Regions from separate parts of the Mus musculus genome. Here regions 2, 3, 4, 5, 6 and 7 are each linked to region 1. A link is a loop called in an ENCODE intact Hi-C map of the cell type or tissue named here. Cell type or tissue: heart. All regions are shown on one strand. Links, peaks and the distances in the headings refer to the core of each region. The heading gives the core; the rest is flanking DNA. Region 1 holds the start of Gata3 (GATA binding protein 3). Region 2 has its middle 270 kb from the start of Gm30957. Region 3 has its middle 45 kb from the start of Gm13218. Region 4 overlaps Taf3 (TATA-box binding protein associated factor 3). Region 5 has its middle 190 kb from the start of Gm30957. Region 6 has its middle 40 kb from the start of Gm13218. Region 7 has its middle 35 kb from the start of Gm13218.

Evidence for each region. Peaks named below come from ENCODE experiments on the same cell type or tissue, not always from the same donor. Only the 100,000 strongest peaks of a DNase experiment are listed, where the experiment ranks them.
Region 2: a loop joins it to region 1, with 7 times the contacts of the local background. A loop is called at or near these places in 17 of 42 quality-filtered maps.
Region 3: a loop joins it to region 1, with 3 times the contacts of the local background. A loop is called at or near these places in 3 of 42 quality-filtered maps.
Region 4: a loop joins it to region 1, with 3 times the contacts of the local background. A loop is called at or near these places in 20 of 42 quality-filtered maps.
Region 5: a loop joins it to region 1, with 11 times the contacts of the local background. A loop is called at or near these places in 13 of 42 quality-filtered maps.
Region 6: a loop joins it to region 1, with 6 times the contacts of the local background. A loop is called at or near these places in 6 of 42 quality-filtered maps.
Region 7: it touches region 1 in a loop (3-fold over the local background); 4 of 42 quality-filtered maps call a loop at or near these places.

What each region holds. Positions count from the first base shown.
Region 1 is chr2:9,877,954-9,882,476 of GRCm38, reverse strand. It overlaps Gata3 (GATA binding protein 3), which reads left to right and starts at 3,877. Exons shown (of 6, transcript NM_008091.3): 1 at 3,877-4,072; 2 at 4,493-4,523. It overlaps 4930412O13Rik (RIKEN cDNA 4930412O13 gene), which reads right to left and starts at 1,231. Exons shown (of 5, transcript NR_024257.1): 1 at 798-1,231; 2 at 536-711. In heart, for the core only: a CTCF peak has its summit at 2,712; DNase peaks (open chromatin) are centred at 1,296, 2,796 and 3,826; H3K4me3 peaks cover 4,000 bases; H3K27ac peaks cover 3,055 bases; H3K27me3 peaks cover 1,105 bases.
Region 2 is chr2:8,674,308-8,678,830 of GRCm38, reverse strand. No RefSeq gene overlaps it. Among named protein-coding and RNA genes, the nearest start is that of Gm30957, 270 kb to the left of the region's middle. In heart, for the core only: CTCF peaks have their summits at 2,093 (motif pointing left) and 3,072 (motif pointing left); no DNase peak of the experiment used is centred there; H3K27me3 peaks cover 272 bases.
Region 3 is chr2:9,545,650-9,550,172 of GRCm38, reverse strand. No RefSeq gene overlaps it. Among named protein-coding and RNA genes, the nearest start is that of Gm13218, 45 kb to the left of the region's middle. In heart, for the core only: no CTCF peak of the experiment used is centred there; DNase peaks (open chromatin) are centred at 1,782 and 2,192.
Region 4 is chr2:10,008,010-10,012,532 of GRCm38, reverse strand. The region is part of intron 2 of Taf3 (TATA-box binding protein associated factor 3); the gene reads left to right. Among named protein-coding and RNA genes, the nearest start is that of Taf3, 38 kb to the left of the region's middle. In heart, for the core only: a CTCF peak has its summit at 2,052 (motif pointing right); no DNase peak of the experiment used is centred there.
Region 5 is chr2:8,751,967-8,756,489 of GRCm38, reverse strand. No RefSeq gene overlaps it. Among named protein-coding and RNA genes, the nearest start is that of Gm30957, 190 kb to the left of the region's middle. In heart, for the core only: a CTCF peak has its summit at 2,160 (motif pointing left); no DNase peak of the experiment used is centred there.
Region 6 is chr2:9,630,965-9,635,487 of GRCm38, reverse strand. No RefSeq gene overlaps it. Among named protein-coding and RNA genes, the nearest start is that of Gm13218, 40 kb to the right of the region's middle. In heart, for the core only: no CTCF peak of the experiment used is centred there; a DNase peak (open chromatin) is centred at 2,307.
Region 7 is chr2:9,625,617-9,630,139 of GRCm38, reverse strand. No RefSeq gene overlaps it. Among named protein-coding and RNA genes, the nearest start is that of Gm13218, 35 kb to the right of the region's middle. In heart, for the core only: no CTCF peak of the experiment used is centred there; no DNase peak of the experiment used is centred there.

The sequences.
Region 1 (4,523 bases), core at 282-4,281:
AAGTAAACACGCTCAAATGACAGCCCTAGGCATTCCGAGGCACGCTTTCTACCCCTGCCCAGGATTAGTAACTATAGTACTTCGACCCCCGGGGTTTGGCTTTGCAGGTCACTCTCTGGAGGGCTGCGCTCAACAACCCCCCCACCCCCGCGACCCCCAAAGTAGCATCTTTTCGCATCTCGGCCCCGCGGAGCTCGCCTGGTCTCTCTCGGAGTCAGGTTCGGGTTGTTGACTCTGGGTGGATTTCTACCTTCTGGGTCCATGGCCCCAAGTGATGAGGCCCAATCACTCGCTAAACCTTTTTTTTCAATCAGGGCTTCCAAATTCTGAAGGGGACCGGTTGTGTCTACTTCTAGAGGGATGGGGTCGCCCTAGTGAAGGCGAGTGGGAGGGACCTGAGGATGGGCAAGTGTGTGTGTGTGTGTGTGTGTGTGTGTGTGTGTGTGTGTAGGGGGGTGAGGGGTGTCTCAGCTTACTCCACGCATAGAGTAAGTCAGATCCATTTCTTACCCTTTCCCCAAGAGGGCACACATACCCTGCTCAACTTGACGCCTCCAGCAGCAGCCTCAAGGCCTGGGTTTTCAGATAGGCCAAATTGACTCCGGCTATCCAAGTACAACAGCCCCAGATCCCGGTTCTAGCTGAGCCTTTGCCTGCTCCGCTCCAGATGCTGAGTCCCCAGGGAACCGTAGCGTTCGTCAGCCCCTTACCCTATAGAGAGAGGCCTCATGAACTGCAGGAGCCAAAGACTCCAGGCAGCAGCGGCAACAGCATTCTCCTTGATGGCTTTCTCTTGCCTTTCCCCCAGCTCCGCCAGATGCTCCAGGGGAAGAAGGGGAATGCGGTACACCGAGCCAGACCCGGTGTGCCTTGGGGTTGTGGTGGTGGTGGCACCCCAGGTCTTTAAGGGGGCACCCAGACGTCCCTTAACGAGGCCCGGATCAGCTTTGTAGCTCTCTGGAACTGAAGGATTGGGACCACCTTTCCCTCCGGCCTCAAGCCCCCTCCCCTCCCCCACCACCCGCCAAGGGAAGAGGAAGCCCGGCCTGCATTTGCGAGCAAGGCGGGTCAGACCGGCGCCTGTCCTGGCCCAGACCCCCGGAGTCCAGCTCTCCGCCTCAGGCCACGCGCCGCAGCCTCTCCGGACTCGATCCCTTCCCCCTTCTTCCCGGTGGGTCTCGGAGCCGACCTCGGCCCTCCCTCTCCGGTATCCCCCTCCTCTCTTTTTCCCTCCCCCTCCCCTGCTCTGTGTTTCTGACTCTGGGGCCGGCCCGTGACGTCAAACCCAGTGTGGCGTCGGCGAGACTGGCCGGCGCGGGCCATCAAAAGAGCAACGTCCTCTTTCCCAATTACCCACTGTCAGTCCGGGAACAGGGGCGGACCGGCTGGGAATTACATGTTAAATACCCCCTACAGGCTGGATCCAGTGCCCGGGGCGCCTAGCCTCAGGCCCCCTACCCCTCTCTGCCAACCCTAAACTACCTCAGACCTGGAGGGGCCTATTAGATATTTTGTTTTTCCAAGGGAGGGGAGTGTCTTTGCATCCAGTCTAGCTCCTCTGGTGATTGAATTAAGACGAATAATCCTCTCCATCCCCACTACTACATCTATTAGAGAGGCGCCCCTACTAGGGAAGCCATCCTTTTCAGAAGTATATTCTTTTTCAGTCTTTAAAAATACGTTCTAAGCCGTATAGACTAACATGTTCAGTTCTTGGCGTCAGCAGCTTTCTTTCTTGTCTCCAGAAGGATTTCTTTTGCGCATTAAAAAAATTATTATTATTATCATCTACATCTCGGTGCCCGGGACCAAAGAGATATGCTTACTCGAGACTTTTCTCGAAGCTGTGAACTAGGGACTGGCTGACTGATGCCTTATACAACTCATGAGTGATACAGCAATAGTATTTTTCCCTTTTAAACTCTCATTCTAGATCTTAATCCCGGGCCTTTTAGCAAAAATGTGTGTGCGGTCTTCTCTGCTTGTTTATGGAATGGTTTCCGGTGAATGTTAGACAGCAACTAAATAATTAAAAGGTTTTGAGAGCGCCGTGAGCTGGAAGAGATGCTGGCAGCTTGATTGGCCCAGGAGAGATGGGTTGGTCAAAGAGTGAAAGTAAAAAAATCGATATTCTAAGACTGGGCCGCCCTCATAAACGTGGGACCAAGGGGTGCAGGGTGAACTCAGAAGGGAGGGAAGACTCGTTTTTAAAAAAAAGGTATCTTCGTAATTTGTATTTAGAAATTCAGCCTTGATTTCAGTCAAAGATCAGATGTAAAAGGGGGGGGGGTGTCAGGAGAAGCTCCAAACCCAAGCCCGCAGGGCACATTTCTAAATAAATTTTGTCTTCTTCAAGGGTTGTATTGTAAAAAGAACGCACCTTCCCTCTCCCCGCACTCCACTGGCTTCAAGGTAGATATTGATGGCTTTTCTCCACAGTAGAATAGAAGAAGTTACTTGGAACTTTTAAGAAAGGGCTTGTCGGGAATCCAAGTTTTGAATAAGTGGGAAATATTATGGGGTAAAGAAATGAAGAGGGGATGACGCCTTCAGTTCCAGTAACCCTCTAAAGCCAAGCTCTCTGCCCTGGAGGGTGGAATGGGAACACCTCTTACACTGCCCTGGGGTGCACCCGAAGTCTCTTTCGGACCTTGCTCATCCGGGCAGTGTTTTCTGGACCCAGGCTGCAGAAACCTCAACGCCACTAGGGGATGCAGTGACTCAAAGGACGGAACAGGGCCGCAGAGGTTGGAGCCCGTGGGGCGGGGCGACTGCGGCCCGGTCGTGGTATCTCCCGATGATTGGTCCTTACAAATGGCCCCGCCCTCGTCCGCCCAGCCTCTCTACTGGGCGTCTTCCAGCCTCTCTCCTGTGTCAGCTTGCGGCCCTCCCACCAGACCCTGTCCCAGAGACCCAAAATGTCCAGGGAAGTTGCGGCTGGGTCCACCCCGGAGGTCAGGGTTGGATATTATAGAGGGGACCGTTTTCCTCGGGTGAAAGCAGAATAAAGTAGCACCCCGAGCTAGGCGAAGAGAAAAGTTAGGCTATCGCAGCAAAGATCAAGTTAGTTGTACACGGTACTTCGGGGACCAGTGAGCCTAGGTCTCGCTAAGCCAGCTTTTTATGCATCGCGTTGTCACTAAGGTCAAAAGCACACATTGATGATATCATTAGATCCGAAAAAGACAGCTGCAACAGCTGACGCTGTTCGTTCTGGAGAGGTTTGGGAAAGCAAGCAGAGACCATAACAATAACGCGGGCGTCCGAATCAAAGCCCAGGTCCTCCGCGCGATTCAGCAGCCTCCCGGAAAGCTGGTTCGGAGGCAAATCTTCAGTTACTTCGCCATGAAACTTTTCTAATCTGTTTTACATGCACATAGCCCCTAAGCTGATATAAACTGAAAAACGTTCTGGCTTGAATCCTAATTTAAAAGTTTGCTCATTTTTAAAAAAGTATCGAAAAGTCTGCTTATGGAAATTAGCTTTATGAATGGGGCAGCCGGGTTTCACTCGTACGGAATAATCTACTGAGCCCGAATGAATCGGCTTTGCTACATTTAAAGGGCCAGAGAGCGAATTCCCTCCTGCCTGTCCCCTCTGCCCCAAGCCCGGGCGGGCCTCGCCCACCCTGCCCGCGGCCCCTCTGCCCTAGGCGGCCCTTGGCGGCGCCCCTTTCCGGTCAGTAGAGGGGCGGGAGGAGGGGCGGCGGTGTGCCGGGGTGGGTGGGGGGGATGGGATGGGGGTGGAGGTGAAGTCCTGGAGCGGGTTTGGGTTGCAGTTTCCTTGTGCTGAGGATCGTGTCCCCTCCTGCCAGCGCCAGGCTCCTCCCCCTCGGCGCGGATGACACTAGAACCTCCTTAAGTTGCGTCGCGCCACAGCTGTCTGCGAACACTGAGCTGCCTGGCGCCGTCTTGATAGTTTCAGAAAGAATGCATTCCCTGTAAAAAAAAAATACTGAGAGAGGGAGAGGAGAAAGAGAGAGAGACTGAGAGAGCGAGACATAGAGAGCTACGCAATCTGACCGGGCAGGTCACACGCCTCCTCCTCCTCCTCTACGCTCCTTGCTACTCAGGTTGGTATTGTGACTTGTGACTTTTTTTTTTTTTTTAAGTTTGATATCACTCCCTCCTCTTGGAGGGACTGTTTGTGTGTGTGTGTTTGGGGGTTTGTTTGTTTGGTTTTTTGTAAACTAAAAGCTCAGCTTTCTCCTTTTGGAGGATTTGTAGTGGTTGGAAAGATCCTGGGGCCGGTGTCCTCCAGGGAGGACTTGTCCCCAAGTTTTAATTGCTTAGTCAGTCCTGGGCTCCTGCGAGCCTGGCTGTCGGAGGTGTGCTGCGGAGCTTGGCTTCTTTCCCTCCGGGTCTTCGCGTGCGTGTGCACGTCCCGGGTGAGTCGGCCCTGCAGGAAGCTTGCGAAGACCTAGTGCCCTCCAGAATTTCAGGTGTTAAAAGTTCTTACACCTCATTCAGGTCTCTCTTTCTCTCCCTTGCAGGTGATCGGAAGAGCAACCGTCTCTGAGCGCC
Region 2 (4,523 bases), core at 135-4,134, 1.2 Mb after region 1:
AGTCTCTATGAATCAGCCCCACAAATGAAGAACTGAATTGTGACGAATGAAAATAGGTATCACGAGTCCAAATCAATAGATTAATTCTAGTTTGGCCATAAAGCACATGTTAACATAATGGAATCCATGTAAGGAAAGCAACAGTACCCCTGCCAGAGATCTCTACAAATTCAAATACACCTCCTCAACCAAATGTTTGGCTGAAGTATATTAGAAGAGTTATAATGCTGTCATATCCTAAAGTCACATTTATATTCTATAGTCAATTAATTATTTATTACTCAGTAAAATAATTAAAGTAGCATGCTTGCCCATGCTTTCTTGAATAATCTTTATTGCATATCTTTTGGAATGATTGTTTATGATAGGCAGGAACATTTATGACACATTTGAAATTCTTTACATAAAGTCCTAAATGACTGCCACACAAATAACCAGTCAGTAAACTCTACAGGCCTCTTGTACATGCATGCATCAGAGATCTCAAGTTTATACACTGGTCACAATTCAGGTGAAAGTAGCAAAGCACGTGGGATGAGGTAAGTGGTACCTCTAGGCAAGGAGAGATGGGAAGAGCCACAAAAGCAGTTTACCTAAGATAAAATCGGTTCAGGATGCTGAGAAGTCCTGAGAATGCCAAGCCATGAAGACACGGTGGCATTGGAAATGTCATTCAGTCATGAAATCCCAGTTGGATTTGTCAAGTTGGAAGTTTCTTTGAAGTTGCACCTGTCCATCTTATCAAATGGGATAGAACAAACTTTATTTGGATCTAATTTTGGAAGCAAGTCTAGGAATTGAGAAAAACAAATCTGACAGAGTTAAAAGTATTCTGTCCAATTTCAAAAAGAGTTAGGGCAGTGGGGAACTTGGTGTTCAACTTCCTTAAGTATACATGAGGACGGAGATGTCACTGTTCTCCACAGAAAGTATTCTCTACTTGTCTGTAGACTCACTCTAAAGACCAGGGTGATACGGCATAGTCTCCAGTCAGTTTTTCCACAGCACTAAAGAGGGACATCTGCCCTAACGGAAGATAAAACCTGTCTGCCTTCTGTTAGCCTGGAAACATGTTGACCCAAGACATTCTGGTTGCCCATCAGGTGCAGCAGTGAACACTAAGCCTGGAATGCAGAAACTTGTTAGAAGACAATGCGGGGCCCAGAAAGCAATGGTGCATGTCCAATGCAGGCTCCAGGGCCCTGTGCCCACTCTCTATCTGGTTGACTGAGTTGTGCCTAGGAATTGGTTACTCCTGGATTTTCACACAGTTGCTCCTCCTACATTTCCTCTTCTTTCGCACAAAGTTGGTAACACCATCTTTTCTGAAATGAAGCTGCTCTAGGATGTACTTCAAAGTCTAGCTTCTGGGACAATGACATAGCTGTTCCTAAAACTTTAACATGAATCTACCAACCTGGCCATCATTAGCATGAATAAAGCACTGTTTCTGTCCTCGTGAGCATCCATGTGGGACATGTTAATATTACTTTTATTCAATAACTGAGGACGGAGGCCAACATTGGATACATAGTTTTTATCAGAGTCACTCAGTTAATACATGGTAGAATAAGAGTTTGAACCTGAGTTCTTTTATACTTAGTTCTATATGTCTACCAGATGTCTAGCATCCATCCAAAGCAAATTAATGGGTGCAGTGTCAGTGAACCTAAAGTCTTGGGAACATCAGAAAGAATCTGAAAACAATAAGAAAACATTGGTTAGCTTTATGGTGCTATTGACATCAACAATGGGACCACAAATTTCACAGGTACGGAGCATGGGATGCTCAGGGTCACCGTGTTACGTTAGCACGTCTTTAATGTGGAAATTGTAAACTAATAGAGAACTCAACAGGAAGAAAGTAGGAAGGTATGTGGATGTATCAAAGAACAAAATAAAATCTGTGTTCTTTTTAATTTGTATATTCATTGAAAATATAATTAGTCTTAGATAGAATTAACAGTCCTACACAAGATAATAGAATGTAAAATTGACTTACATATCCAAACTCCAAAGCCAGGCAGGGGTAAGACAAGACATGTGACAAAATTGATTCCTGTTTTAGAATGAAGACTGACCTCCAGTGGCCTCTGCGAGTACTGCAGTTCTGGAAAATCGAGATTGATCATTTGATTGTTATTCTTGCATTGTCAGTCCTCCAATTAATGTCGGAAAATGATTCCTAGAGTCTGTTCATTGTGGTGGGGGCCCTAGAGATCACAGGTTGAATCTAGCAACCATCGGATGGTGCTGATAGTTGTGATTTGAGTTTATGCAGTCAATTAAATGTAAGAACGGTTTTTCTAAGAGTAGCTCCAAGAGTATGCCAAATGCAGGCAACAGAGATAAAATTGTCACAGAAGCATTTTATTATACAAGTCCCTGAACTCAGTATTCTCATGCTTTCCCTTGTAGGGCACAGGAACATCACTAAATCTGGTAAGGTTATCTTTGGTAAGGTGTTATCTGTGGACTGCTGAGCCAGAAGGCATGGTACAATCTAGCACTGGTGTGGCTCATGAGGTTGAATGGTGATAAGATTCCCACAAATGAGGACACCAGTGGTGATAAAACTCTGCAGAAAGGGCCAAGTCTGCAGGACTTTAAGTCTCAGAGTGGTTCTCTGGATATCTACTGCTCTCTGACTCCTCAGGTCATGCCAAGATCTGAGGCAAAACACCGTAACATGGCCGGGACTTTCTGTCTTGCCATTTTATAAGATAAAGCAAACATCCTTTCCCATTCCCCCACAAGATGATGAAAACTTCTTTTATTCTCTTGCATATTCTCCTGCAACAGGATCTTTTCATAAAATTGTATGCTTCTAGCCTTTATTTTTATGTTAAACGCCAGTGGATAATGTGAGAAGACTTTGAGGTACTACTATCCAAACACATATGGATACACTCTTTGAGATCTGTTAATTTGAATACAATTTTATGTATCAGATCATCAAAAATGGTTTTGTTCTCAATGTACTTGAATCAACGTAAGTGCAGAAAAAGCCATAGAGGAAAGGTCAAGCTGATTATAATACAAATGGTGGCAGACAGTGACATCTTGTGGATGAACTGACCATGAATTTAATAGAAGCATGGATTGGGTGTACTGCACTAACTTTTCAGTTGGTTGTTTAACACTAAGAATATTGTGTGCATATGAAGATGACACGGTATGTGAGCGTTATTTGCCCGAAGATTGCAAAATTCTAACTCACAATGGGACTGTGGTTTACATTCATAAATGTGGGATTTTAGAGCTGCAAGTCATGTTAGCAAATTATTGTAACCTAATCACATGGCACAAGAGGAACCTGAGTTTGTTAAGAGCTTGCCTGGCTTCACAGTGACTTCTCATTGCCTCTGATAACTTTGGTCTGAGACGGGACTGTATCAGACTAAGAAAACGGCTTACATCAAAGTCTTCTGTAGCCTCCAGGTTTGGGAAACCTGTCCAATCCTCCTGCAGCATTCTCTGTCTTTCTCTTACACAGTGATGGCCTTTAACAAGTGGCTTTTGGTTTCTTACAGAACAGGTCTCCTAGGGCCATGCCTTTATTAAGTGTCCCAATGTTGTAACTGGATGGCGAATAGTGCTCAAACTGTGGGGGCCGTGGTTTTTTATTCAATTCATGTCAACACTAAGAGTAGGCACAGTACTCTTTCTGCAGCTATCCTATTGATTGGCCACAGCTTTGTTGAATTTTCCTCATAGTTCTTTGTCAGTCTTGGCTGTTTCTGTTTACTCCTTCCCCATTCTATTACATACTTTATAGACAAAGCAAACAAACAAACTAAAAACAATGGCAGAACCCCTACAGTCAGATTTAAACTGGCCATAGTGATTGGCCCAGATGCAGCAGCTTGTACACCTTGGGATATTTCGTGTATCTGTGGACACAAACCATCGTTGTGCTTTAAATTTGTGTGCTTAGCAGAAAGGGTTAAGATGGCAACAGCTGGCATTTAGCTGGCTCTGCTTCTGCCTCAGCCTGATGGTAAATGCAGGTGCCCTGATCTCTATGCTCAGCTGTAACCTATTCTTTATGAATCCTATGTGCTATTTAAGCTGCTATTGGTTCTTACCTTAGTCCTGGCCATAATGCAATGTGATATCCGTTCATTGAATACTGCTGCTGTCCACTTTTAATGCTGCTATTACGTGATCATAAATCCAGAATTATAGCTGGTTAATTCCAACACAGGACCTTCCGCTCTAAAACACGGGGATCAAGGCATCCCCTTCACCAATTCTTGCTCCCTCAGTCTGATTCATTTGCCCCTCAGATATCCCGTTGACTTGTAGCACTGAGCTCTTTGACCTCAGGATCTTCACTCAGGAAGCATGACTTTACAATACTCGGAGAAATGCAACGTGATTGGCTTTCATTGTCCTCTGTCACCATAGCAAAAGACATCTCTCCTTTCATTGATATTTCACTTCTGTAATCAATAAAATATAAGGTTTAAATATAAGTTTTTTTTGTTTTTTTTTTTTTGTTTTTTTTTTTTTTTTTTTGT
Region 3 (4,523 bases), core at 230-4,229, 330 kb after region 1:
GGCGCTTGTCTTATGACAGTTTTCCAGAGAGAGAGAGAGAGAGAGAGAGAGAGAGAGAGAGAGAGAGTTAGTTCTTGCTTCCTGTTCTTGAATTAAAAGTCAAATGATGGCATATTATATACTTTTCTTGTTGCTGTGATGTAACATCTGACAGAAGCCACTTAAGGAAAGAAAGGCTTGCTGGGTGGTGGTGGTGGCGGCGGTGCATGCCTTTTATCCTAGCACTTGGGAGGCAGAGGCAGGTAGATTTCTGAGTTCGAGGCTGGCCTGGTCTACAGAGTGAGTTGCAGGACAGCCAGGGATACACAGAGAAACCCTGTCTCAAAAAACAAAACAAAACAATACAGACAAACAAATAGGAAAGAAAAGCTTGTATTGGCTTAGAGTTTGAGGGCACAGTCTTCATGGCAGGAATGTGTAATGTCAGGGGTAGACAGCTCTCACATGACATCCACAGTGAGGAGGCCGTGCAGTTGTAGTTGTAGCTCCTTAAATAGCATCCATTTTGTACTTGGAGACAGTCCTTGTAACTAGCTCCATTAGGCTGGCTGGCTGGCTGGTGAGAGATGAGTTCAGCTGGCTACCTCTTTTTATGCAACCCAAGAACCTAGCTCATAGAACGGTGCCACAATTCCTCCTCAGTTACGATTTTATGGAGACAATCTCATAGGTATCTAGGGGTGTGTCTCATAAAGATCAGTCAAGTTGACAATCAATAACGATTGATATTAATATTAATTTGTAACATTATTTCTTAAGCCCCGTTCTAGCCTTTAAATAATGGGGTCGTGTATTGCTAATGGCTGGTGTGGATTTTTTAAAATTTAGTTTAGTTTTTTACGTGTGTGTGTGTGTGTGTGTGTGTGTGTGTGCATACATGTGTGCTTGTGTGTGCCTGCAGGTGCCTGAAGAGGCCAGAGGGGATGGTCAAACTCCCTGGAACTCTAGTTACAGGCAATTGACAGCCATCTGACATAGATGCTGAACCCAAACTCAGAACCTCTGCAAGAACAGCGAGTGCTTTTCCTGGCTGAGCCATCTTGCCAGTGCCTGATGTGGCTCTTGTTGATACTAAGTCTTGCTCAAAGCCAATGAGAGATTCTGCCTCAAAAATAAGCTATACAGCAGTTTAAACATCTGCCAGATTCTCCTCTGGCTCCTGCAAGTATGCACACATGTACATGTGCCTGCACACACACACACACACACACACACACACACACACACACACACACATACACACACACACACACACACACACATGCTCACACCACGAAAACCGGTTTCAAGGCAATTTACTTATTTATTGAGACAGAGACTTGCTAGGCAGCCCAGACCTTACATTCTTGTATTCTCCCACCTTAGCCCCCTGAGTCCTGGGATTATAGGTATTTGCTACCATACCTAACAAGATTCACTTAAAGAAATAAGTACCCACCCACCACACCACTACCACCACCACCACCACCACCACCACCACCACCACCACCACCATCAATAGCAACCAACCACCACCAAAGTGGAACAAGTGCATTTGGGCCTTCCTCTCCTAACCTGGTAATAGATTATCTTGGTCCACGTACGTAACTGTGTGAGTTTTGCTTTGAATGCTTCTCTGGTCTCCACCCCACCTCAGTGGCCATGCTAAGAGGAAGCACAAGCAGCTTCTTGAGTTTTCCATTACGTGGCTCCGTTTGTCTGAAGCTTCTGGGCTTCTGTCAACGTGCGCAGCTCCTTTCCAGTAGAGCAGTCAGGGATTTAAGAAGGAAATGGAATTTCCATTTCCATCACCACCACATCACATCACTGCTGAAATGCTGGACCACTTACTTGTGCTAAAGGGCAAAAGCACATTGCATTGCCCAAGGTCCAGGGCTTTTGCAGTCCATCAGGAGAATATTGCAGCCTCTGGCAGTGGTTGAATCCAGGGGACTTGGACATCTGGATGTTGCTCCGTTATCCCAAGTCCTGGTCACTTAACCATTCCATTCTGAGCTTCTCCTCATGGGGGTGGGGGTGTGGGGGTGTGGGGGTGGGGGTGGGGAGACTTCCTCAGAGTCTTGGCTCCTGCACAGGAATGTGATGTTTAGAAAGTCATTTTCCTGTCCTTATAAACAATTCCATCATAATAACCTGGCTTCTGGCACCCGACGTTCATTTGAATTTTGCTCAGCTTGGTTTACAATTAAGATTTAATTAGTAAACTCATTACAAAGACAGGAAGCCTCCGACTTTCCCCTGATTCTCTTTTGGGTCTCTTTGAGGACCTAGCCTGTCCTCTGGGCTGTGAGACATTGGCAGAAAGGTTTCTCCAGACCTGGTTATTTATATTACAGCAACTCCAGCATAAAATATTGTTCTTTGCTTTTGGAAAATCGAGGCCTGTAGCTAGTCACTCAGAATTCAGGGTTGCAAGGTCTTTATTTAGAAAATGTGTCCCAGCCATGTTTTTAAACTCTTGGACTCAGAGAATCAGTTTGGATCTTTTTAACTTCTAAACAACAGGAATAAGAATTAAGACTAGGGGATGGAGGGACAAATGCCAAAGTAGACAAAGGACATTTGGTTTTGGAGTGACACCCTCAAAAGATTTCACAACACAGACCTGTTTCACTCTCTCAGACCATGCAAGGAAGACGACACAACCCTACATGAGAAGGAATAGAATCTTTTATTTTTTCACTTATTTTTTTATCTGTGTGATATCTGCACTTGGGTGTGTATAGAGGGTGAAGTTTGAGTATCAATGAACACACAAGGGAAGGCTACAAGAGGACATTATGACCCTTCCCCCCTTCCTTCTTCCCTCCCTCCCTCCTTATTTTCCTTTCTTCCTTCCTTTCTTTCAGATTCCTTTTCTTATTGACCTGAGGATCATTGTTTGATCAACTGGCTAACTCTTGGGCAGAGGCTACTGTGTCGTCTTCCCTCAGCTCTGGGCTTCCAGGCACCCAGAGCCATGCCTGACTTTCACATGGCGAGGAGGGGGGAGAGAGAGAGCGAGCAAGCACACGATGTGGTCGTGGTAATGTCATAAGGACAAATATATAGAATTCAGAGATAACTCAAAAGAAAATCAAGAAAATGTTTTTCAGGGAGCTCAGCGAGACGTGGTTGTAACAAACCTGCAATCAGTTCTGACAATGTGAACTTTACAATGGTGGAAGCCCAGGATAGGATTTTAGACAGTACCTTTTGTTTTTTGTTTTGTTTTGTTTTGTTTTGTTTTGTTTTGTTTTGTTTTGTTTTGTTTGTTAGGTGAAAGCAAGCTGAAGAAACTAATCCAGAGGAAACCGTTGGACCAGAGTTAAGAATGATCACTATCACATTCCCAGGACATTGACTTTGACCACACAAACATAACTGCAAGGTACTTAAAAGACAGATCATGATTTCTTTCTGTTTACTTTATGTTAGCTTGTGTCCTGAGAAAAGGTGAGATATTCTCATTTGATTTTCAAGGTATTTTTTAGGAAAGCTTTATAGGTTAAATATCTAAGCTCTTCCTAGAAATCCAACCTTAGACTTATCTGTCATGATCATTTTTAATTTTTAAAATTGTTTATGCACATAGGTGTTTTGCTTCATGTGTGTTTGTGCACCACTTACGTACCTGGAACCCACAGAAGCCAGAAGAAGGGGTCAGATTCTCTGGAACTAGAGTTACAAACAGTTGTGAGCTTCCATGTGGGTGACGGGAATTGAACCCTGGTTCTCTGGGAAGGCAGCCAGTGCTCTTGAATACTGACTTGACTTGGCTCATTTATCCAGCATATATACATATATATCTATATCTTATAATATATTATATAAAATATGAAATATTTTATAACATATTGTATAATATGTTATGCATAAATTATATAAATATAGTTATATAAAGAAAACTAATATATAAATATATTTTAGTATATATAATTATAATATAAATATATACATATATAATGTATTATATGAATATAAACAAAGTAAAACATTTATATGTGAATAGATAAATGAAAATAAATCATATAATATATTATAAAATATATTAATATATTCATACTATTCATATATGATATATTGAAATTTAAATATCAAATATATAGATAAATATATAAAATATATATATACATAAAGAATTTGATAGTTAAAAGTTCTAAAACTGTTAGTAGGAGACCGTATTCTTTGTTTCTATGACTTTTCTGGAGTCATACCCCAAACTTGTAAGCAAGGCAGACATATATATATAGCAGGGCTCTAGGTAAACTTAAAGGGAGATGTTATTAGGAGCTGTAAAATCCACCTCATGATGGTTAATAGATGTTTCTCTTGGGTAGCCGGTGTGCTTGCTGACCCTGACAGTTTTTATAAGGACTTGGAATGTGTCAGTAGATAGCACTGTGACCCTGAGGAGAGGAGAGTACAAACCAAGCTCTTTTCTCTGGGAGCTTTGCCCACCTTTCCATCATGGAGGAAACTCAAACTTCACTAAACAATGGCTGGGAAAACATTAGAGAATGGGAGACTCACAGCTAACAGCT
Region 4 (4,523 bases), core at 316-4,315, 130 kb before region 1:
TCTCTGTCTTTTAAGAGCCTGTGGAAAGAAACATAACTATGGACTTCTCTGGAGAGGAAACAGTAGCATTCTAATCCATGATCACCTTGCTCCTTGCCTTTTGTAATCCATCATTCCTTTAAGTATGAAAATCTCATCACTCACTTCTTTTAAGTTCTGGTCATTTTCAGGAAAGTATATCCTTGTAAAAAATTAATTTCTGATCCTCGGGATATGGGAATATTCTATTTTATCTCTATTATAATTCTCTGATACTTTCAGAATTCATTCTTTGTTTCTTCTGGTTTTCCTACCACTGACAATGTAGAATATAATGTCTTTACATGTGCATTCCAGCCTAATGAAGGATGCTTTTAGTAGCTCATTACAAAATAAGAGATTAGATGTAAGTTTCCTTTTTCTCTTGGTTCCCTTTATAAAATTGAAAACACCACCATTAATAAGATATGAAGACCTACGGTTGGAAAGTTGGGTGGTAACTCTTAACCTAACTCTTGAACGTTTGCAGCCCTCACTAGGCTGTGAGCTGCTGAACTTGACATCCTTCTGTCTGTCTGCTTCAGTCTCCCAGTTTTCACAGCCTTGAATGTCTCAGCAGGCCTTGCCCTTAGTCTTTAAACTCAGCCTGATAGTTTCCTGCTGTGGCCACTTTGTTCTTCAGAATGTTTTCAAGGTTTTCCCTTCTTAAAGTCAGTTTCATCTTGAGCTGATTTGAAGATAAAGTTTCTGCAGCAGAAGTTTGTAGGTCCCTCTGATAGAATTAACCTACTTATTATAGGTAAATAATAAATAAATAAATAAATAAATAAATAAATAAATAACAGGAAGTCTTCTATAGTCTAGTCAGCTAATAGTGAAGTCGTAATTATTTAAGATCAGTTGTTTAATATGCTAGTTCAGAAACACTGGTTTGTATTTTTGGTTGTTGGTTGGTGTGTTTTTAGTTTTGGTTGGTTGGTTGGTGTTTTGTTTTGGTTTGGTTTTTTTCATGGCAGGGTTTCTCTGTGTATCCTTGTAGACCAGGGTGGTCTGGAACTCAGCTATCATCGTGGCTCTGCCTCTTGAGTGCTGTGCCACCACTGCCCAGCCATAAGCAGTATTTCTTAATGCCCTCCCTATCTGATAGTGTAAGATTCAAAGCTTTGATAAATGTCACGGAGAGGATTGTATTGTGATTTCCTACAAACATCTAGATTTGTTGTTCCAGCTATAGCTCCATGGTTATTTTGTTAGTAATAGCTGTTACCATCACCAACTGTGTGTGGCTAGAAAGGGTGTTCTTGTGGAACAGGTTTTTGTGTTAAAGAAATATTTCTAGTTACAAGAGATAATAAGTAAAGTCATATATTGTCTCTGCTCTGAATTGGTTTCAATAATTTGTTGTTGAAGACCTGTTGTTAATGAGTTGGGTGGTGACTTTTATGGCATGCCAAGAAAAATATTCATACATTTAATTGGAGATCTTAGTTTCTTTAGCTCTCTGAATTTTTTACCAAGAAATGTTGAAGTATTTCTAATATCTATTTATCACTTAAATGTGGTTTGTCTTTAACTAGATATATAGTTGGAAACATTCTTTGAATTCAGTTGTTTTAAAACTACAAATTTCATCAGAAGGCTTTTCATATGTCAAGTTAAACATTGGTTTAGGTTTAACGTGACACAAGTTGGATTTCATCATTTACATTAAAAGCAGCACAATTTCCTGGCCTTTTTTTTTTTTTTTAAAAGAAAATCAGAGTAAAGAGCTAAATCCGAGTGGAATGGCCCAGCCTGCTTCCCAAGCCTGCACAGCAAGCAGGCGGCTGGGTGCAGAGGGAGCTCACAAGAACCCACTTTCACTTCTAGGCGCCTCTCTGCAGACAGAGCTACCTGTGCCACCTCTGGCCTTGTAACTAAAGTACTTCATGAAGTTAAAGAAAATTCTCAGAAAATGCTGCTTCCTTCATTCTACAAGGCTACTCATAGTGCTAAGATTTCTGTTCTTCCTGGCCTTTCCCCCCTATAAAAATGTCATACTTTATGTCTGCAGGGTTCTATAACTGCCAGTAGAGGGCACTGTTGTAACGCAAGAGAAATGTATTGCTTCCCTAACTCCTTGTCTGCCTTTGCAATTTGCAGTGTTTTTAAAAGCAATATTCTCTATGTAATTAAAATCCGTTCTCTGTATAATTAGCAGTTGAGCCGTATTCTTTGTGGCAGAGTTTGTTTGTGGATGGCATTTTTTTAAGTCTGTGTTCCATCTATAGCTAAGTGCCTAAACTGCCCTCTATTAAAATATAGGAAGTTGTGTTGCTTTTTCTCTACACTAAGCAATGCTGGAGATGGAAATGTATAAAAATTACTTTAGGTTTCATTTAGGCCCTACGAGCTAATTATCCAGTAGGGAACGTTTAAAATTCTTGGTTCCAGTGGAGTTAATATGCCATGGTCAAGAGGAGTGTTCGGGTGCCTGGCGTAGTAGCAGGACCGCTAATTCTGTGCTAGTGCTCTGCTGATGCAAGCTACTGATCACCTTAGCAAGTTTGCTAATAACTTTTCCTTTCGTGCTTCCTTAAAATCATATGCCATCGATACAGTTATCAAACCACTAAAGAGTGATGTGGAAAGGTGGCTGAAACTGCCTCTCTTGCTTAACTCTCATAAATGTCATTTGGAGTGACTAAATGTGTACTCATGGCCTGGCCTCTGCAGGCTCTGGAGGGCAGTGAGACTAGAGAGTCCCAGCCTGGAGTTCAAGCGCCCGGGCCGGCCGGCCACACTTCGTAAGCTTTATGGTTTGCCTCCCCAAGTAGTCTAAAATCAAAGAAATTGATTTCAAGGCCAAACTATAACGTCTTTTCTCAGTTTTGGAACTGAAACTTTATGACTAATATTTTGAAATTATTTCATTTTGTGCTTTAAAGTTGCAAGAGAAATTTAGTTGAGAATCAGAAATCTTAGCACTATGAGTAGCCTTGTAGAATGAAGGAATCAGCATTTTCCTGAGAATTTTCTTTAACTTCATGAAGTACTTTAGTTACAAGGCCAGAGGTGGCACAGGTAGCTCTGTCTGCAGAGAGGCGCCTAGAAGTGAAAGTGGGTTCATGTGAGCTCCCTCTGCACCCAGCCGCCTGCCTGCTGTGCAGGCTTGGGAAGTAGGCTGGGCCATTCCACTCGGATTTAGCTCTTTACAATCTGATTTTAAAAAACAAAACAAAACACTGTGTTAACATTTGAGAAGAGTGAGCCTGTGTAAGGGCACTATCATAACATAAAGGGAAACACTTGGAACTATCTTTCAGGCCTCAGTCACTGGAGGTGTCATTTCAGGATATTTGAGTTTAACTAAAGTGAAAGCTGAAAATTTCAGGCTATGGTAAGGAAGGATTCTGCTGTTTTTCACAGAGTTTTTCTGATGTTATAGCTGTCCCCAAAGGAAGACATTCAGTTTCTTCCCTGTTGGTCCCCTGCTCCTTTGTACTTCATGGGACTTCTTAAGACAGAGGCTTTGCTGTTTGTTTAAAATATACTAGGTAGGTTAGAAAAAAAAATAACTGAATGTTGTTTATCTGAAGGCATAAAACCATTGCTTTCTTATTTCTTATAACCAAAGAGGAAATAAAGCAAAATTTCCTTTTGTTGGAGCATTTGTATTGAATGTGGGGACTTGCCTGTATTGTCTTGTAATGGTTATCGCTGCCTTTTCGCCCACAGAGGCTATCACAGGTTTTAGTCTGGGCTGTTTGTATTCAGCAAGGTCAAGATAAGTTTTATCTCTACAGATAAGTCAAGTGCATTAGGATCGATAGGCAATAGTAAAATTCGCTGAAAATATTATTGCCAAGTTCTTAATGATTTTTAAAGCTATAAGCTTGTCATGTGGAATATACCCATACTGGTTTTTATTTATTTGAATGGCACTAAAAGTGTCATTAATTATGCAGGCTTTTTAAAGAGACAGGAACCGATTAAAGTAGCGTTTGGGCAGCCGTGAGCCGTGAGCTCCAGTGTTAAACTGATGAAGTATGAGAAGCTGCTTGGTTTTCTTTTTAAAGAAAATGCCAAGAGAACAAATATTATAGAAGGCATTTATAAATTAAAAACATAACTTGAGTTTCCTTGTTAAAATAATCATTTTTGACTTTGTATAGATATCCATCTTACCCAGGGGCCACGCCACAGATTTTGGTTTCCTTAGCTGAGAAACTCTGGTGGGAAAGGAAACCTATCCTACCCGTACGAGGAGCTGTGAGGAACCCTTTGTAAGAACTGCTGCTTGAGTGTGTGACAGGCAGAGAAGACAGGAAGGACACAGACTCATTCACTGGTTTGTTTTTAACTCAGAGGAACACCCTTCTGATACCTTTCTCATAGAGTTTCGAGTCTGTTTGTTTCCATTTTCTGCAGGTAAGACCACCATCACCTTAGGGCAAATGTACCTAGAATTTATTTTCTTTCTTGGTAGCAATCCTGCTAGATGCCCCCATGCAGGGGCCACATTACAGTTGGAAAGCACACGCTCTAGAGAAGTTACATGTCTC
Region 5 (4,523 bases), core at 389-4,388, 1.1 Mb after region 1:
GAATTCTAACTTTTTGTAACTGATGTATAAATCCATGGATGAACTTTACATTAAAATTAAATAAGTGTAACCCTGGATGTTAAACTACGTGTATCTTTGTTCTAGAAGAGCTTTGCTCAGTCATTCTCTAGTGTGCATATCTCATTAGCAGCAAGTGTTCTTGTCACATAATCCATGAGCAGGCTACCAAGATGTGTGGGTAAGCCACAAAATTCTCCATAGGGAGGCATTGATGTTTTTTAATTTGTCTACATTTATTCTTGAGTTTAACTTTTAAATGTAGACCAGGCTGGACTCAAACTGTCTATGTTGTTGAGGATGGCTTGTAGTTCCTGAGCCCCATGCCTCACAGGTGTGCCCGGTCGTGTCTCTCTGTGGTCACACATTCTTAACGAGCCTTTTCCTAAATGACTTACATGAAGTGCCACACTTAGTCAGTGTTGTACATTAATTTGCAAATACAAAGATATCAGGAAAGCCCCAATTCACATGCAATTTTAGTAAACATGCACACAACGCCACCTCCCATTTTCTTCCAAGTTAAAAATACATTCAGCTCTACTTCCGTTCGTCAATCTGGCACTCCAGTTCCTCCATGAGTGTGTCTCTGTTGTCTGTGTATGAACACATGTGTCTGGACACAAGATCATAACAACTGGATTTATTTGTGTTTTCAAATCATAATAAGTATTTGAAGATTTTGAAATAGTTTTTTGCTCTCTTATATCTCTAATTAGTTTTCAAATTTCTATTTGTAACTGTAATGTTTTTTTTTTTTGACCTAATGCATTTAACAGGTCTCATACATAACAAGAATAGAGTGGACAACAGTACACAAGGTACCTAAGTCTTGCTTTCAACTGTGCAAAATTTCAACTCAGTCCAGGCCTTGAAGCTCTTAGACAAAGTCCCATGGGGAAGAAGTGAATGTATTCTCTTTGGTTATGAAGAATATCTTTTCCCAAATGTATATGATTAATTAAGGCACTGTAGGAAGGAAACATGGAAAAGATTTAAAAGTTGGCTTTATCCTGTCTAGTTTATCTATAGATCTAAAATGGTATCTATGTATGTTTCCTCTGTCAGAGAGGCCTAGGATAATAAAAAGATGCAATAGTTACGTTTTTAGTCATATATACCCATTAGTTATGAGAATTTTGTACTTGAGTTCTATTTACTAAGAAAAGCCCATGAAACTGACCAAGGTTTCTGGAAGTTAAAGTAGGAGTACATTTCCCAAGAGAAATAAAAGATATGTCTTCATTGTTTTGTTGTTCACATTTGTAGAATATTATCTCACTTTATTGATATAACCACCTTACTGTAGTAATGAAAATAATAATCTAAGATCACCCCTTCATATGAACTAGAAAAGCTATTTACACTTAGATGACTTCTATTCGGATGGATACACTTAAACCTGTATTTCCATGAAAAAAAGTTATTATTCTAGCCTGTGGTAAGGTCTCAAACCTTGTTATCATTTTTAAACTTTGAATTTGTTAGAATTCAAGTGTCTACACATTTATCTCCCCTCAAAATTTGTTGCAAAGCCTTCATTACCATACATATTTTAACAATTTTCCAAAATATTTTCTCTTCTCTTTGTCCATTTACAACAAATGGATCCTGGGAAATGGAAGCATTCTTAGCTCACTGTCTGAACTGCACTTCTGAAGTGTGTGTCCATATTATTGCAAGTTATCTATGGGCCAGGGGAAGATGTTTTAGGCAACGAGGTGCTAAAGAGAATGAAGGATAGCACTACTGCTGTGTGACAGACAACAGTCTAAAGGATACTTAGGTTCTCTGCAAGCTTTCACTAGCAGAAGGCATTAAGGCAATTCTGCTGGTACCTGCTTTATTTTCTACTACATTTTATTTTGCCTTTTCTTCCTCATGCACTTGGTACCATACAGTTCATGATTGGCTGGGTATAAGGGAACATTAGTAACTGTCTTAGCTTTGGAATAAGTCCAAAAGCAAGAAATGTAAAGAGGACATATGTTGTGTCATGAACATAACACAAGTGTAGTTTGCACCTGATTATCCTGAGAAACTTGGGGACCAAGAGCTTTGGCACTAAATTGCATTATGGGCACCAAATTGCATTATGGGCACCATGCATAGTTTGGAGAGAAAAGCTGCCATTGCCACCCAGTGGCAACATGAATTATTGCATGTTCATGTAAATCCCATTTGCTTTGCCAGAGACCCATATGGAGACTGGCAAGGTGTTAATGCATTTTTAAAGGACTAGAAAGTACCTTGTATATTTTGGTTGTGAGTCTAGCCTGTAATGGCCAAACCACCTCTCTTATATCGCTAATTTGTTTGATTTCTCCTTGTCTCTACCTTTACAGGGAAGTTTTCCCTAGGTTTAAAAGAATGAATCATTCTATACAGATAATATCTATCAATATTTAAGAACTACGTGGAAAGATCTTAAGTGGACCACGGATACATACATATTATCATGGGGTTTCCACTTACTAAAATGTTCAGCACTAAATTTCAGATATACAAGTGCTCATTTTTGCCAGTGCTTTGAACACACTGACAATTTATAGGAGACAACAGTTCCCACCTGTGTGATTAGTTATACAAACTAGTAAAGAGCCAGACATAAGAGACACTTATCTTGTGACAATCTTGTGATAATATATTTATTTATTTATTTATTTATTTATTTATTATTTGCGAGTGTATTCATGGAAGGGGGCTCACATTTGTGGATTGGTTCATATCGTGGCTTATATGGGAAGTTCACAGAATATCTTTGTGAATTTAGTCTTCTCCTCCTTAATTTATACTGATTTGATGAATGAAACTCAGGTTCCCAGACTTGCATAGTAATTGCAGTGCTATCTTTACCCACAGAACTACCTTACCAGCCCTGGTCTTACATTTTAGTATTCTACATAAAGAAGAATATTTCTACTACCTTCTGTGTAAGAGCTGATGTTAGTCTCATTTAAGTTTTGAATTCACTAGCAATTCAAATTGTCTTCCTTTTTAAAGCAGCTTCTATTACAATGGTGTTTATTTTCTCCTGTAACACACAGATCATTCAAAGGGCTACATTGTGCAGCTGCCAGCTGCCTATCCCTCTGCCTTTCTACTAGACTTTAAAAGAATCTTAACCTGAAGAGATAGGACATATTCAGAGTTCTCCAACCTTGGCCTCCCATTCTGTATAACTAACTCTTGCTCCTTCATCTTAAAACTCTGTAGACATAGTTAGGTCTCGAGTCTGCAAACAGCAGGATTGTCTGCTGTCCTCTCACAGAGCAAGGCAGTACAGAGAAAAATGGATCACAGATAGTCTATAAAAGACTGGAGTTAATATGCTTGATATGAGTGGGGTTGTTACTCAAGAGAGTGAAAAATGCATTTATATTTTTGATGTGGGATATATATATATATATATATATATATATATATATATATATATATACACAAGACATTGAACGCAATCAACAGCTAAAATGAAAAGTAAGTAACTGAGATTTGTTTGCTGTATGTCTTGCTCATCAGTCAGTAGGCTTTCATTGGAATATATATTCATTTACTTTGGACTCAGTGGTCTAAGCCATTTTCAACAACCCAGGATCTGCCAACAACATGCAAAGTAGAGCAAAATAATATAAAAAGGTATGCATAAAGAATGTGTACATTAACTGTTTAACACACAATGACACCTTTATTTTAAAAGCATATAGCAGAATCAAATCAAATTTAGAAGTGAATGGAATATCTTCTTGCATATTCATTAGTTAAAACACTTAGAAAATTTTTTCTTTAAAAGGAAAACATCTTTTCTTTGCCTTCCCATTTTTCTCCTAGATTTGCGTGACTTACAGGCAAACACTTTCATCCAGAAAGAAATCCATCCAAATTAAGATAATGAATTGGCACATTGTTAAGTATCCATACGAATGTGGTACAGCCTCCACTTATCTCCTCCTTGGATGTGGTGTAGTTACCATGTGTGCTTTACGCCTTGAGGCTGAAAACTGGGTTTTCTGTATACAGCAATATATGTAGCCAACTTAATGTGCTGACCCTTTTACTGTTAATCGTGTAAAAAAATACAAGTATGTGGTTTACAGTTCTCCTCTTCACTTACTTTTGGCCTGGCCTTTGAATTTATAAAGTGTTCTTATTACAGATTGTGATCATGTGTCACAAATCAATTCTGTGACATTTTTGCCACTGGTAGAGAGATACAGGAGTGACAGCTTATCCGAAGCAAGGAAAGAAGGATTTAAAGAGTCAGAGAATAAAGCAGATCTCAGTTGTGTGCACCACGAACTACTTTCTTAAACTTAGTATTGACTATTGAGCAGAGATTTTTAAATAATTCTAACCTGAATTTCAAGTATTGAAATAAGCCATTTTAAACTTATGCCACTGAAAATTTCTTCAATGTCTGACATCTTGACAGTTTACACATAGGACTCAGTTTAGAACTCTATTATCATTTATTTTATTATTCTCTTTTCTTTTGGGCACCTCCATTG
Region 6 (4,523 bases), core at 175-4,174, 250 kb after region 1:
CACTCCACTCAGCTCCCAGAACTCTTATTGGCACAGACTGGAAGCATCCTGTAGGGATTAGTCGCCTTTTATTGATGAGAGCTCTAGTGAGGTCCAAACTAAGGTAGGGAAGAATAAATACCAGAAGAGTTTAAGAATTATGGATCACCTGCTCTTGTCTATGCAGTGTACTATATCCATTCACTAACCCTACAACTAGAATGGTAAATATTCTCCATCCCATGCTGGTGCTAAGAAATCAGGGGCACAGAAAAGGCCCAAGGCCACCCAGTTAGCAAATGCTGCATTTGGGCTGGAAGTCCATCTAAGGCTTTTTAACCACCCGCTTCATGTCACATGTAAGATGTGAGACCACTCTGGTATAAACCAGCTCAGTAAAAATTCACAAATGGGCACGTTGAGAGATCCTCTTAAGTCCAACCACACGGTCCTTTGGCCATTGTCTTGAAAAAGTGATAGAGGCCCCTCAGTCATATGCTTTTTCTCTGCAGTCCAGAATCAGGACACAGCTTGCTTCAAGACACTCCTCACCTCAAATCTGCTTCCAGCTCTTTGTTGTTTCCAAGACTCAGAGATGAGTTTCCATTTTCCCATAGACAAACAGGAGAGTAAAAATTATTCTAGTCATATCCGAGAGAAATCAGTCATCCCTTGCAAAGTTAATCACAGCCTTCCTCCAGGGTCTCACAGCTCTCTGGAAAGATTTTACTATTGCTGTTGCTGCACTACTAAAATATAGATTTTTTTTTCTAAAAGGGCAGAATGCCTCTCGTTCTTAGAAATGCAGACCCAAGTCATGTGAGACTTCATCTTTAACTTTTTCTTTATATTGCCACTTGAAAGGGCTGTAGACTAGCAATGGGGTCAGAGCATCTCTTTCTCAACCCTCCATTCCCCCCCTCCCCGTGTGTGTGTGTGTGTGTGTGTGTGTGTGTGTGTGTGAGAGAGAGAGAGAGAGAGAGAGAGAGAGAGAGAGAGCGCATGTGTGTGGTGTATGGGTGTATGCATTCATGTAGAAGCCAGAGGAGGATGTTGGGAGGCCCATTCATTCCATCACTTTCCACCTTATTCTTTTGAGACAGGGTCTCTCATTGGACCCTGAGCTAACCCAGTGGCCAGTAATTCCCAGAGAACTTCCTGTCTTTATTTCACATATCATGGAGGTTACAGACCACCACACCAGCCCCTGAGAGGAGCACTGTTCAGGTAGCCTTACACACAGTTTCTCATAATATAGGGCTCATTCAACATTCAAGAGATAAATAGGAAATGCCAGCACGCCATTCCCAAGCAAGGCGCCAAAGGCTGGGTGGCTTCCATCGTGGACTGCGTGCTCTGGGTCAAGGCATCAGGTGCCTTTCAGCCTTCTCTCTGTAGATATCGGGATGGTGATCTACACACATCCTGCTAGCACACAACCAGCATCGATGTGCTGTGGAGGTACTGTGAGGGTGGGTGCTCCTGAACCTCGGGTATCTACAACAGCTTGGGGCGGCTTTGTGAGCAAATCAGAACCAAAACTGCCCAGCTCAGTTCAGTTGTACCTGGATTGCCAACTGGGACGTTATTGGAAGGCAAATAAGCCTTTGCAGTAATCATGGCTGTTTTGCGTCTGTAACTTTGGGAGCATACGGTTAAGCCTCTGTAGATGACTAAGCAAGGGCTCCATCACTTAGTGCTGTTGCTTAGTAGCTCAGCTGCTACAGATTCCGTCTCACACAAACAGTAGGTTTGCACCCCTTTCTGGGTTTAGTAACTTGGTGTGCTTCTTTTGACGTGGTTTTAATCCCCCTGTGTCTTAGGAGGCGGGTCCTTTTCTGTATTCAAATTCTTTTCTCAAAAAATGCCACCAAGAGCACAGCGACACTCTGAATGTCTTAAAGATGTGAGGAGACTTCTAGGGATTTTTACCTTTTAACCTTTCCCCAGCTGAAGGTTAAACTAGTCTTTAGCCTTTTCAAAGCTGTTAGTGATTTCTCTGGGCTACTGAACGCTTTAATTTCACTCAACACATCATTCAGACTCCAGTGAAGCAGTGCCCATTCTGAAGCAAGAAACTACCCCAGCACTGACAAAGGCCATTCAAAGTGATGGGAAAGGCTGCTCCCAGCTGACAGGCAGGTGTCTGCTCATGCCTCCTCAATGCCTCTCCTCTGACTCCCACGGTAGTCTCTTGTCCAGCTCTTCTGCTGTCCCCATCGGAAAATCCACAGGCACTACCTTTCCCACTCTCGAATCAGCCTCTGGAGACCCAGGGAAGCCACCGGCACCATTGTTCATTTGGCAAATGTGCTGCCTTTGGGGGTGCGGAAGCTTGTGGGCGTCATTGGCTTTGGGACTCCACAAACAGGGGAAGCCCTGGGTATTGTGACTAAAGCCAAAGGTTAGCGGCTGTCCCTCCCCAGGGAGGCTTAGCGCTGGAATCGTTTCTGTTTGCAACCCTATGTGTAACCCTGGCATGCAATCAACAGAGAAAATATTCATTATTGCCTGACTGTCTGCTGAAGACAATTTCAATTATTCTGGCATTTCAATGGATGAAGAAGCCCTTTAGGCTGGCCCGGGAGATTAGCCTTAAAGGCTCTGTAAATTAGCGAAGTTACAATCGGTATATTATCTGGCAGGCAGCTGTGGAGACGCCACAGCAGGCAAAGAGACAAATTACTATATTCCGCTTGTGGTTTTGATATATCAATTTACAAGTTTAACATACGCATTTGTGAAAGAATGATTTTTTTTCCCCCTCTGCCTTTCTTAAATCACTTTTAACTGCCTGCCCTCGAAGTTTGGAGCCTGTAACTTGAATGGTTGGTTTGCCTTGCTGACGTTTTTGTTTTAAAGCCCAATTTCAGCCAGGAAAAAATATTGCTGGGGACAGAGCTCTGGAATTAATCTTTCCTAAAGTTATTCAAATAATATAATATATGGCAGTTAATCAGAAAATTCCATTTGCAGAAATGTGAACAATGTCTCATATAAAGGCTTTTCCTGTAATGGGATCTTCTTCATGTCTTTTCTTCTTTTCCATTCTAGATTAATTCTATAGTGATTTTGTATCTAGATTCTTGAAACACATTTCACCAAACTTGTCTGATGTTAGCAATAAATATGAAAATTAAAACAATCAACATAATAGCATATACCAGTGCTTTATAAGCAGTTGCATTATGAGATCGATTTTTTTTTATGATTCAAGTATTTTTTTCCTGAATATTCCTGATATCTTGGTGCTCAAGATCACTGTGTGTGTGTTTGTGTGTGTGTGTATTTTAATATTATTTATTTATTCTTCAAATAGGAGATTGAACCCAGGGCCTTAAACCTGGCAGGCAGGCAGGCCTAATCTATATTCACAGCCTCCACAACAGGCTTTTCCAACTTTAAGCAATACTTTTAATGATGATTAATAATTCTATCTGTGCATGAAATAAAGTTCACACTCCCTGAATGAATTTAAGTTATTTTTACTTTTCAGATTTTAGGAAAAATAGTTAAGCTTTTCGTTCGTATGAAATATATTTCTTGTTCTGTGTTAGATGGCTTCCACGAAGCTTGGATTTTGGAATTGGATGTGTGTGCTTTGGGAAATGAGTAAAAAGGCTTCAATAGATATTACTATATAGATATTTTTAAGGAAGTCTTGTAAAAAGCACATAGCTTTATTCTCAAATATCCAAGATGCCTTTTTCCTGCTTGTCTATGATATTCAAAACAAATACAAACCTCCAGAGACACTGGTTTGCTTTGGGAAAAAAAAACAAAAACAAAAAAAAAAAACAAACCAAAAAACAAAACTTCCTTTATTTAAAAAACTGGATGGGCTGGTTTTGAATCTGTCCTTATTCACTCAGCGTACTTAAATGATTTTTAGAATTTAAACTTAAAAAAAAATGATACTGGAAGCTGTGTATACATACAGGTCAGTGGTAGACTGCTTGCTTTGAGTGTACATACAAGGCCCTGTTTCCAGTCTCCAGCACCATTCAAAATAATACCCGTCATCTGCTTGAAGGTCAAAGGATCAATTTAAGTGCTCTGGGTCCACCCAGCATCGGCCTGAGCTGCAGCTCTGAAGTGTTCAGTTTACACGGCTCCCTGTATACATTGTCCAAATGGTATTTTTCGATGAATATCACGGATTTCATTTTTTCTTCCTTTCTTGTTAACAGAACTGGATTACACACGAGAGATAGTTTCTTGTCCCTTATAATGCCCCGAAAAGGGTCATTCCTCCTGATTCCCAGAGTTTGACTGTGAGCCTTACTGTGTGCCTTGTGCTGGTGTTTTCTCATGGGAACTGCTGGGCTAGTTCAGGCAAGCATCTGTAGTTCTTAAACGGACAGTTTCAGACTGAGGAATTTAAGAGACAACCAAACAAAGTTTGAATGCCTATAAGATAATAGTGAAAGACATTTATGAAAAAGAAAAAAAAAAAAAACTCCCAGTTTGTTTGAAAGCCAAACCCCACACTCTGCATCAGGACTGCAGATGGATGGCCAGTTGGCTAATCCTGGTTTACTTTC
Region 7 (4,523 bases), core at 356-4,355, 250 kb after region 1:
GCAGCAGTGGGCTAGCTCAGTATAACAGTAACATAGGGGGGCAGGGCCAGCAGAGGTCGGAAAGGAATGATTTGGGAAATTCTAAGAGCTATAGAAAGAGAAAATGGAGGGGGAGAGCTAGCTCAGTTGGTAAAGTTCTTGCCCTGCATGTAACAGGACATGAGTTCAAACTCTAGATGTGGAGGCACACTTGTAATCTCAATGCAGGGGAGGCAGAGACTGGCAGGTCCCAAGTCTCCCAGTCTCCATAGTCACTCCAGCCTGTTCCTTGATAAGCTCCATGCCAATGAAAGTCATTTTCTCTTAAATAAACAAGCAAAAGAGTGTGGGGCAGGCAATGACATCTGAGAAGAAACACCTGAAGTGATCCTCTGGCCTTCATATATCCATGTACATAATGAGCACACACATATACATATTCACATATACATGTATATAATGAGCACACACATATACATATGACATACATATGGCATGCATATGACATACATATGGCATGCATATGACATGCATATGACATACATGTGATATACCTATGATATACATATATACATACATATACATACCTGCATGCCCATAAACATTCTACCTACATACATGCATAGACAAAAATAAAGAGAAAATTAAAATGGGGAATGATTATTTTTTTAAATGTTATTTTCCTCCTGGGAGCAGGTGTGAAGGAGGCTTGGCGACATGCCCGCAATACAGGGCAACCATCAAAAGTACAGATTTGTTATTTAGTTCGCTCCTGTCCACCCCATTTCCCTTTGGGTACTTCCATGCAAAGCTTTAAGAAATTGAAAATCACAAGGAGTCTCTGACTATGCCTAGAATAAACGTTGACTCACCTGATTGTTCAACGAGAGCCTTGAGCCTTTGATGGAAGAACTAATTGCATTCGTTATTTTTTTACCCAGATGTTAATTTATTTGCTATGCTCAGTTCTTACTTTCTCTCTTTTGAATATGAAGGAGCCACTCAAACAATTAACAACACTAAGAACTCCAAGCTGAGCTCTAACTCTGACATCCTCAACCAGGTGTGTGGTCCAAGGCCAGCCATAAATTTCTCTCTGGTTTCTGGCTTGCTGTGTTCAAAAGGTGGGTTTGAACAGGGGGATGGGATGACCACTGAGGTCTTCAAAGTCTTCTATGATTGTGGATTCAAGGGAAGGAAACTTGGCACTGCCCCATCAGCTGCCTCCAGTGCAGAAGTTAGACTACTAACAATACTGGTTCCCTGGATGCTGATGGGCAATTAGTCTAAGTTAGGGAAGGTATTTTCCACTTTTCAAAGGAAGCGGTTGTTGGAATTCCTGTAACCAAGGCCTGCTGAAGTGTACAATGGAGATGTTGTCATTGTGACTGTCATTCGAGTGAGCAAGACATTGGCTCCCGTTTTGTTGCTGCACCTTTCCCTGCCAAGTCTTCACCATGGTATTGAGGGTGGTTCCTGCCATCTGCTCATCCGTGGGGTACCCTGACATTTTGTCTCTTTGATACCTTGTCTCAGGACACCTGCCTCCAAGGCATTCTAAAGCAGCGATTGTATGATTCGAGATGGAAAAGGGTGTGGAAAGAAGCTGGGGGCTCTGCAGAGATGAGAGGCCAGTGGGTACAGGGAGAAAGACAGTTGGTATAGACGTCTGTGCTTACATGAAATTCACTGTGTAGCCCAGGCTGGGCTCAAACTCACACTAAGTCTCACTTCTCAGTTTCCCAGTGTTGGAATTACAGGCATGCAAGCATGTCCAGCTGAAATAGCATTTTCCAAAACAAATTTTCCCCAATACTGTTGTATCTCAAATGTTTGTAGGCACTCAATAACATCCTCAATGACCCCTAAGGAAATGCATCATGTGGGTATGAGGAGACAAAGCATTCAAGTCAGATACTCCGTCAACCCCTGTGTATTATTCCTCCTGCTACCACTAGTTTTTCTGTGTAGTTTCGAGAAGCATCACCAGAGACACCATGCCCCCAGGTCCTTCAAGGAATGATGGGCCTGAAACCAGTCTCTTCACTTCCCTGATAGGTAAAATTGGATGCCGGAGCTATAGTGAAGGGAAAGTGAGATCATGGGTAGGAGACATCCATGCTGTAAACTAAGATGTACAAATGGAGCAAAACTCTTTTTCAAACAGGCAAATTCTGAAAATTGCTCTCCCCTGTGGGGTTATTAGAAGAGGTGTCCTGACAAAGAAATCAGAGAGAGAGAGAGAGAGAGGGAGAGAGAGAGAGAGAGAGAGAGAGAGAGAGAGAGAGAGAGGAAGAAGAAGAAGAAGAAGAGGAGGAGGAGGGAGGAGGAGGAGGTAGGGGAAGGGGGAGGGAAGGGGAGAGAGGGAGGGAGGGAGAGAGGGAGAGAGGGAGAGAGAGAGGGACTAGGGAGCAAGAAGATAGATTCCCCACAGAAGTGGCACAGATCTGCGGTATTGGCAGTGAGAGAACACCTCCTATCAGCTGGAGAGTGATTGAGAGAGGAACCATCAGGATGGAACAGGAAGATTGGATGCTTGAAGGGAATGTCCAGAAAAATGAAAGCTGCAAATTGTCAGACTAACTGGAAGATTATGAGACAATTTGGGGATTCTCTGAGCCTGCCTAAAGCCCAAACAATGATGATTCCATTGAAAGGTCAGACATTGTTAGCCCTAGAAAAACAAAATGTTAAGGGAAATAAAGTAAAAAGGGGAACAAAACGACAGTAAATCACGTGTCTGGACCTTGAAAAACATTTGCTTAAGTAAAGACTCAAAAGCAAGTTCTAATTTAATCAAAATTATGCTGTAACTTCATTGAAAGATAGAAAAATAGACGTTTCAGAGCAGGAAGACAAGACAGAGGACTAGAGAAGCGTGAAGGAGCAACTACGTGTTGATTACCCACACAAAGGTAAATCCTGCCCGGAACAGCGGAAAAGGTGGAAGAGTTGATGTGGCTGGCATAAGCGAGATTACACCTGTTGTAGGGCTGGGACACAGTCTGCTGTTTGTTCTGGGTTTTACAACTTTCTCTAGTTTCCTGTCTCTCCCACCCCAGGGAACCTGGGTTTACCTCTCCAGATTAATTTCCTATCATGGTCCCTTTTTCCTCTATTTTTTGTCTCACACCATGCCCCAGACTGGGATCTTTGATGTGGTCTCCTCTAAGCCTGAAATCACCCCTTTTTCTTCCTCATTGAACTCTTACTCATTTCCCAGATGGCCACCAAATCCCCAGGGAACCAGGAAGGTCTACCTTCCTTAGCTGAAACATTCTATCTAGGTTTCCATAGCAATACTCCTCTCTGCTATGTCTTGTCATTGTTGTGCATGAATCATACACATTGGTGGTGTTACACATATCTGTGTAAGGATTTCATCAATAATTTTCTCCTTTAGCAAGCTGTAAGCACCTTGAAGACAGGGGACATGTTAGAATAAACTCAATAAAGAAAAGACAGGTGTGCAAAAGATAAGGGTGTCCTTAGTGATGGTGTCAAAAACGAGGATGTCTTGAGTGATTAATAGTGGTGGTTTGTGGACTTCTTGGGCAAGTGGAGTACTTATGTTTTTAGAATAGACTGGCACTCCAGCGTTTTTTCTCTTTGAGTCTCTGGTTACTACAAGTGTCTTGGGGAGTTTACATCCTCATGGATGCACACATACCCACACACTCTGGAACTCAAGGCTTCAGCAGTTCGATTGTCAGCGTGCTTATCCTCTCAAGCTTTCTTGTCCAAATCAGTTTTCTTCAAAGGTTCACAGGTAGAAAAATGGCAAGACATGTGGGAGTTCTGGGTAGGTGAGGATGTGATACAGAGGTGATATGGAGACCTGGTAGCAAACATATCCAGAGAAGCTTGGTATATGCTTGAATATGTAATTACACAGTTCAAATGTCTGAGATAAGATGCCGCATGCTGCCTATGGTGGTTGTCCTGAAAGTCTGGCCATCGGATTACCTTATGTCTAGCTGCCTCATAGAATCTACCCATGGACTCTACTTTGGATGTATGGCTATGGTGATACTATTGAACACACGCACACACACACACACACACACACACACACACACACACACACACAAGCCATTCCCCTGGAACAGCTATGGGAGCAATAAACAATGTCCTCTTAGAAAGGGGCGTCTGGTGATGCTTACAGATAAAGTGGATGAGGAGGAAGTGTTAATGAGTTGATGTGCAGGATACAGAGACATATGGTCTTATCCCCATGGAGGGGGGGAAATTGTAGTTTCAGTAAAAACTGGATCATCAGTGGTCTAGGGGTTCGGTATAAATGGAAACAGAACAAAAGACTATATTAACCTCTTCCTCTGCTGTCCAAATTGCAAAGACTTTGAGACTTCTGCCTCAGAAGGATTTTGAGATCAGAGTCATTTTTTTCTGATGAAGGAAGGGGCCTCCTCTCTGCAGCTCCACTGCTGTCATTTAGGAGGGGAATTACTCATCAAAGTACCTGTCAGTCAGACTGCCAAGGAAATGCTCCTATGCCCCCAGTAAGTCTACACATTTCCTTTGAG